Regions from separate parts of the Homo sapiens genome. Here region 2 is linked to region 1. Evidence: chromatin contacts called from ENCODE Hi-C or POLR2A ChIA-PET data. All regions are on one chromosome and are shown on one strand. The core of a region is the stretch at or near the end of the contact, and the rest is flanking DNA. Distances in the headings are between cores, read along the strand shown.

The links. Hi-C counts contacts between places; a loop is a spot of excess contacts on that map. ChIA-PET counts read pairs that join two places held with the same protein, here RNA polymerase II (POLR2A). Pooled maps may share reads with other maps.
Region 2: a map of naive thymus-derived CD4-positive, alpha-beta T cell shows a loop between it and region 1 (12-fold over the local background). The contact joins the promoter of PDIA3 here to the promoter of STARD9 in region 1. A Hi-C loop is called at or near these places in 1 of 168 maps with a recorded cell type or tissue (naive thymus-derived CD4-positive, alpha-beta T cell) and 9 of 50 pooled maps. POLR2A ChIA-PET finds 5 or more read pairs at or near these places in 2 of 52 experiments (Panc1 and activated B cell).

The regions. Positions count from the first base shown.
Region 1 is chr15:42,573,560-42,577,124 of GRCh38, forward strand. It overlaps STARD9 (StAR related lipid transfer domain containing 9), which reads left to right and starts at 2,047. Exons shown (of 33, transcript NM_020759.3): 1 at 2,047-2,203. The coding sequence starts at 2,157. RefSeq lists a silencer at 1,555-2,184.
Region 2 is chr15:43,744,572-43,748,136 of GRCh38, forward strand. PDIA3 (protein disulfide isomerase family A member 3) reads left to right here and starts at 1,867. Exons shown (of 13, transcript NM_005313.5): 1 at 1,867-2,135. The coding sequence starts at 1,969. It also overlaps the pseudogene CATSPER2P1. RefSeq lists a silencer at 1,583-1,882 and enhancers at 2,383-2,432, 2,443-2,492.

The DNA.
Region 1 (3,565 bases), core at 797-3,296:
AGGCAGAGGTTGCAGTGAGCTGAGATAGTGCCACTGCACCCCAGTCTGGGCAACAGAGCAAGACTCTGTCTCAAACAACAACAACAACAACAAAACAACCAAAAACACACAACAACAACAACAAACAGAAAATGAAGCTTTTATGTGGGTACAGGATTGCTGTAAGAAAAACATACCTGGCCAGCGTGGTGGCTCACACCTGTAATCCCAACACTTTGGGAAGCAGAGGTGGTCAGATTGCCTGAAGTCAGGAGTTCAAGACCATTCTGGCCAACATGGTGAAACCCCGTCTCTACTAAAAATACAAAAAAATTAGCTGGGTGTGGTGGCACACGCCTGTAATCCCAGCTACTCGGGAGGCTGAGGCAGGGGAATTGCTTGAACCAGAGAGTTGAAGGTTGCAGTAAGCCAAGATCGCGCCACTGCACTCCAGCCTGGGCGACAGAGTGAGACAACATCTCAAAAAAAAAAAAAAAAAAAAAAAAAAAAAAAAGGAAAACATACCTATCTATATACCTATATACTCTTAATATGATTTGAGAACAAGCAAAGTCATTATATGACAACTTGAAGCAAAAGGAAGGTGAAGGATCCAAACAATTTTATGCCAGTAAGGGATGATTTGATAAATTTGGAAAGGTTTGGTTTAAAATATGTCAAGATAACAAGAGAAGCAGCTTCTGCTGACCAAGAGGGAGCAAATGAGTTCCTAGACACCATTAAGGAAATAATTGAGAAGAAAGGGTATCTGCCTGAACAGCTTTTCGGTGCATATGCAAGTTCCCTATTCTGGAAAAATAAATGCCACAAAGGACATTTATTAGTAAGGAAGAGAAGCAAGCACCAGGATTTAAGGCAGGAAGGGATACGCTAATATTTTGTGCAAATGCAGTTGGGTTTATGATCAGCACTGCCCTTATCTATATGGCTGCTAACCCTCAAGCCTTGAAGGGAAAAGATAAACACCAGCCACCTGTCTTTTGGTTGTACAAGAAGACCTGGACAATAACCCTTTATCTGAATTGGTTCCATCTATGCTTTGTCCCTGATGTCAGGAAGTACCTTGCCAGTAAGGGACTGCCTTCTATTTTTTTATTTTATTTTTTTTAGACAGGGTTTTGCTCTGTCGCCCAGGCTGAAGTACAGTGGCGCGATCCAGGCTCACTGCAGCCTCCGCCTCCAGGGTTCAAGTAATTCTCCTGCCTCAGCCTCCCGGGTAGCTGGAATTACAGGCGCACGCCAACAGGCCCGGCTAATTTTCGTATTTTGAGTACAGACGGGGTTTCACCAGGTTGGTCAGGCTGAACTCGAACCCCTGACCTCAGGTGATCTCGCTTCAGCCTCCCAAAGTGCTGGGATTACAGACGTGAGCCACTGCACCCGGCCTGCCTCGAAAATTTAACCACAGAATTGACAGTTCAAGCGAACGCAGAGAATAAAAGTATTTAGCAAATTACTTTGCAAACTTTCGGACCAAAAGTTGATTTACTTGACTTTACATAGCACGGACACCTAGTCGAGGAACAAAAACTATTTCTGGGTAAGCGGGGCCAGGAACAACAGACTTAGCACTGAGTCCTCGCGGCCCACTCGGCTCAGGATTGGCTGAAGCTGGGCCGGCACTGCTGGGCCCGGTGCGGCACGCGCATGGGTGGGGGCGTCCCAAGAGGCTGTAGGGCGGAGCGAGGCGGGGCGAGCCCGGGCGTCCTCCCGCCCACCGACTAGCCAAGGCTCGGCGGGCACCACCCAGCTCGGGATGCAGCGCGTGTTTGGGCGGGGGCGACCCGGGAGGCTTCGGATGGAACGAGGCGGAGCGAGCCCTGGCATCCTCCCGCCCACCAGGCTAAGGACTGGCCGAACGTCCACACGGGCCCGCCTGCTCTGGCTGCGGCGCGTGTTTGGGCGGGGGCGAGTCAGGAGGCTTTAAGGAGGATTGAGGGGAGGCGGGGCCGGGAGTTCTCCCGCCCACCGGGCTCAGGATTGGCCGAAGCTAGGCAGGCACCGCCCCGCTCGGGCGGCAGCTCGCGTCCGCGCGGCGGCGTCCCCAGAGGCGCGTGGGGCGGGCGGGGCTGGGTTGGGGCTGTGTCTGGGCTTAGGGCGGGGGCCTGGGATGCTGCCGCTGAGCTGACCCGCTGGACTTGGGTTGTGGCAGACGGATGGCGAACGTGCAGGTCGCCGTGCGGGTCCGGCCGCTCAGCAAGAGGTGAGTCTCCGCGGGAGAGGGCGCCTGAGGCTTCACAGGAGCTGAAAAGAGCGGGAGGTCCGCGTCTCCCCCTGCAGAGATTCTGGCGCGCAGAAATCGGTGACAAAGTGACCCGGGGGGTCGGGGTCCGGAATCCACGGAGGCCTGGCGGGACGGGACCTCAGTCGAGCTTTCGCGTTGTGTCCTGGGGATAGCGGTTCCCGGACGGCCGCGGGAGGGCTGCCCTGGGTGAGCGTCGCTGGCGTCCTGCCAGCAGGAGTTTCGAGGGACGGCGGCTCGAGGCTTGCTGCATCGGGTTGGGCCTTTGAGAAAGGCTGGGAGAGGGATGAGCATTCTCCTCTCTCTTTCTGGGGGCTTGGGAGTACCCATGAGGACTGAGGCTGAATGGTGTGTGTTTCTGGGTGCGCGTGGGCTTCTCTGCGAAGATGTGGAGAAAGCAGAAGGTGAGGGCGTGAGGGGGAAATTGAGGCCGACACAGGTCGCGGTTTCTTTCTATGCTCGACAGCTGATTTAATCCAGGACGGAACTGTTAAGTAGGGGAAGTTGTTCCAACCCCTTCTTTCTCTCAGAGCCCTCAGTGCCCGTTTTCTCGTGGCTTATTTTGATTCCGCACCTCTCATCTCAGCCCTTGAGACATCCAGTGTGCAGCCACGAACTTTTTTCTCTTTGTCACCAGATGAAGTGTTTTTTAAAGATCAATTAGAGTTTGTTGACAGGTGGAGAGAGTTTAAAGAGCCTTCTATGTAGTAAGACCGCCAAGAGCAAAGGACTTAGACTGTAAGGGACTAACTAGAGGTTAAGTTTTGGTGGGGAAAGGGTGGTTGGTGTGGAGGGAAGTGAGTGGTGGAAGGTAAATCTGGCAGAGGGTGCTTTGGGGACCAGGAGGCACATGTTGGAATTATTTGGCAAGTTTAAAAATCTCTGGGACATAAGATAGCTTGATAATTGGGCAGAAGGATCAAGAAAGGTATCGTCTCCCATAATAAAATTGGGTACTAGTGTGGATTATGTTCGTCCTCATATAGAAATGATTGGCTTTGAAAAGTCTTGTAATTGACAGACTAATGAGAAGAGCAATGAGATAGAAAGAAACAAAAAGTTAAAGAGAATAGGAAGAAGGCAAAAGAGGTACACTGAAGAAAGAGGGAAAGCAGATGCCTGACCTGCTGCGTTTTGATTGGTAAATGGCTTGTGACACCTGGCTTCTTCATAACTGGATGTGGTAGCTCAGGGCTGGGGGGGGTTTTATAAGTGCAGATGCTATGCTGGAGGTAGTCTCTGGTATATTCTGTATTTGTGAAACTGTTCTTTTAGGGTTCTCAGGATAACAGTATTGACCACTCCTAACATTCAGTAACTTCT
Region 2 (3,565 bases), core at 617-3,116, 1.2 Mb after region 1:
CAACAAAAATTGAAAAGGGGTAGTGGATAAATACAAACAAAATAGACCAGGTAGGGTTGGGGGCAGGGATACTGTTCAGATAATGGGTCCCCCTAATGGCTTACTGCTGGTCCTTCTCTTCTCACAGCAACTAAGAATTCTGTTTGGAGTGAGAGCAAATGTATTGCTTATGACCAACACTGTCCATGCCCACAAAAGCAGCAGGTTCACTCTCAAAGTTTTAAGAGTCTTTGACAGAAACTGTTCCGTATCATCCACGGCTAGTGGCTATCCTAGGCCTAAAAGTGAAAGACGTGGATTCTATCTCCTTAGTTTTATTTACAAGCCCTTGATTTATCAAGTTTGGTAAACCAGCAACTAAACCGGCCTCCCCAGAATTTTCCACTCTTAAATGTAGAGGATGTGGATAGGAGTCTTAAATTTAAATTAGTGAAGAAATAGGCTGCTGACCAAGTAACTCCTGATAGTGTGTCGCAGCACAGCTTGGCTCAAGCCTTGCAAATGCTCGATGAGAGAGAAAGTATCGATGAGACGTGAACGAATGGCATCAGCTCGGGGAAGCTGCATCTGCCCTTCTTGTTGGTAAGCGGCCATGTCTGCTAAGAAAATGTAAGCATCAAGTGTCATTTCATTCTTGGAGCTGCACCAAGGATTACAGGTTTTCTGTCCCCTCCTCCCCACCCTCTTTGCCCTTAAGATTCCTTAATGTACCCACATCTACGAACTAGGAGCAGTTGGGCAGAACAAACATTCTACTAAGACTCAGGGTTTTTTGAAACAAAAGGGGCTAAGAGTGGTAAAGACATTGAGCAGTCGACCAAGTGGCCAGGCATCTTCACTTTGTGACGGCACTACCAATTAAAAGCTCATTAAAAAAAAAAAAAAAAAAAAAAAAAGTCCGGGCGTGGTGGCTCACGCCTGTAATTCCAGCACTTTGGAATGCCGAGGCGAGCGGATCACGAGGTCAGGAGATAGAGACCATCCTGGCTAACACGGTGAAACCCGGTCTCTACTAAAAATACAAAAAATTAGCCGGGCGTGGTGGCGGGCGCCTGTAGGCCCAGCTACTCGGGAAGCTGAGGCAGGAGAATGGCGTGAACCCGGGAGGCAGAGCTTGCAGTGAGCGGAGATCGCGCCACTGCACTCCAGCGTGGGGGACAGAGCAAGACGGCATCTCAGACAAAACAAAACAAAACAAAACAAGAAACTCAATAAAAAAGGAGCAGCCACAAGGGCAGGGGCCCGGGGCTGGACAAAGAAGAACCTGGGTCCCACCTGGGCCTGAGAGAATCGGGCAATGAGGTGGAGTTGGGGGAGGGCTTGGCCTGCCCACGCAAGAGAAACCAAGTGAAGAGAAATTGGACAAAATGCCAAAGCCTGACATTTTGAAAATGGGTCCCGTCCCAAGTGTGTCCACTCCAACACTCCTTCGGGGGCTAGCTCCTTCTCTCCTCCATTCTCGCTTCTGGGCCTCACCTCAGCCCAGGTTCTCTTCGCCCACTCAGTCCTGACTTCACGCTTCCACCTCCAGCTCAGGCGCCCCCTGAGCCCGGCTACCCCTACGCAGGACGAGCTCAGGGCCGGCTCCCAGCCTCACTGCGCCCCATTTCCCGCCCCGCCCGACCCCCAGGTTTCGGCTCACCCCGGGACCCGGCCCTAGCCCCTGCCCCCAGCCCAGGACCGGGCCCAGCCACGCTCGCCCAGACACTCGCCGCCTCGGCCCCGCCCCGCGCTCCGGCCACTCGGCGGTAACGAGTTGGTCCCGCCCGCCCGACGAAGGCGACGCGCAGCCAATCAGCGGCTGCCACACAGCGGCCCAAGCCGGGTTTGGGGGTTGGGACCTCCGGCTGCAGGTCCGCCTGGGCCAGACGCGCGAGCGCAAGCAGCGGGTTAGTGGTCGCGCGCCCGACCTCCGCAGTCCCAGCCGAGCCGCGACCCTTCCGGCCGTCCCCACCCCACCTCGCCGCCATGCGCCTCCGCCGCCTAGCGCTGTTCCCGGGTGTGGCGCTGCTTCTTGCCGCGGCCCGCCTCGCCGCTGCCTCCGACGTGCTAGAACTCACGGACGACAACTTCGAGAGTCGCATCTCCGACACGGGCTCTGCGGGCCTCATGCTCGTCGAGTTCTTCGCCCCCTGGTGAGTCCATTCTGCCGAGGCGGGGGAAGAAAGGCGGGGCTGGGCCGGGGGCGAGAGCGCGGGGAACTGTTGGGCCTACGCAGCGCCGGGGCCCTTCATTCCTGTGGGCCCCTGCTGCGGCGGGCACATTTCTCATTCCCGGGAGCTGGAGGCGCCTCGCCGAGAGCGGGGGAGTCGGTGCTGATCGGCCCAAGGAAAACCCGAAGGCTGCGCTCACGCAGGGCCTCATCCTTATCTCGGTGCTCTTGTGGCACTTCCTATTTGCAGAGGGTTTTGCCACCCCTTCCCCCAGTCCAATATGTAGCTATATCTTTTCTGCGTGAGTCAGTATTAATGCTCCTCCAGTCTACAGACTAGGCATCCCAAAGCCTTGTAGTGGAAGCGGACGTTTCACCAAATGCAGAAGTCCTGGATCCCTAGGGTATTTCCTTTCATCTTACCTCACGCCGCACAGCCATTGGTTTCTAGCCAAGGTCACTGAGTGGCTGCAGAATGGTCGTAAGTGCTTTCTTGAGGCAGGTAATTTGTCCGTCACATGGTGTACAGTTTCTCCCTTCAGCTGATCACTTACATCTCAGTACCGGCAGATACCTCTGTCCAAACGAAAGGAGTACGTGAACAAGAATAATTCCATCAGAATCTGTCCATATTGTCTGTTTTAAATAGCATTTCTTTAAAATGTCAAAAAAGACTCCAATGAGAAAATAACCAATATTGATTACATACTCCACTTTAGGGTGACTTAAGTGATCAAGGGTGTAAATTCCTTAGATAGAACTAACTCGAAATAAAAAACTGTTGGGGAGAAGGAAGAGCAAATAAGATTTCTGGCCCAGTCAACTTGAGTGTTTGTTTTTTTTTTTTATTTGTGTGTGTGTGTGTTTTTAAACCTCCAGATCATTACCAGAGTAAACAGTGATTCCTTTATCCTGGGGATAGCTCTCTATATATAATTCAATATATATAATTACAGTACTTAATTTTTCCCCTCCTGGCACAGTGACCCTTGGTTTAATACTATCCGTGTTCAAAAATGTCAGTAAAAGTTGTGTATAACTTTTATTTGCTTCAGACTCAGGTCTTCCCTTCTTAGCCTCAAACAACTTGCTAAGGGTTACACGAAAAAAGTCCTGTAGTAAAGACCACCTGAATCAGAATGATGTGCTAGAGATGGCAAATTTTGTTTGCAGCTTGGACAGATTTTGTGTCCAGGGCATTTCTGGGGCTAACTGGCAGTACAGATTACACATATAGATAGTTCTTATACATCTCTGGAACTCATGTTCTCTCTTAGGAACAACTCTTCCCAATTATATAATCATGCTGTTAGCTTTGAGGGGGTGTCAATAATTTGTAAAAACTGGGGGTGTCACTAAGTTTGTCAGATCTGAGTGATGCTTTTTACTACAGGGGTCATGCAACAATTTAAA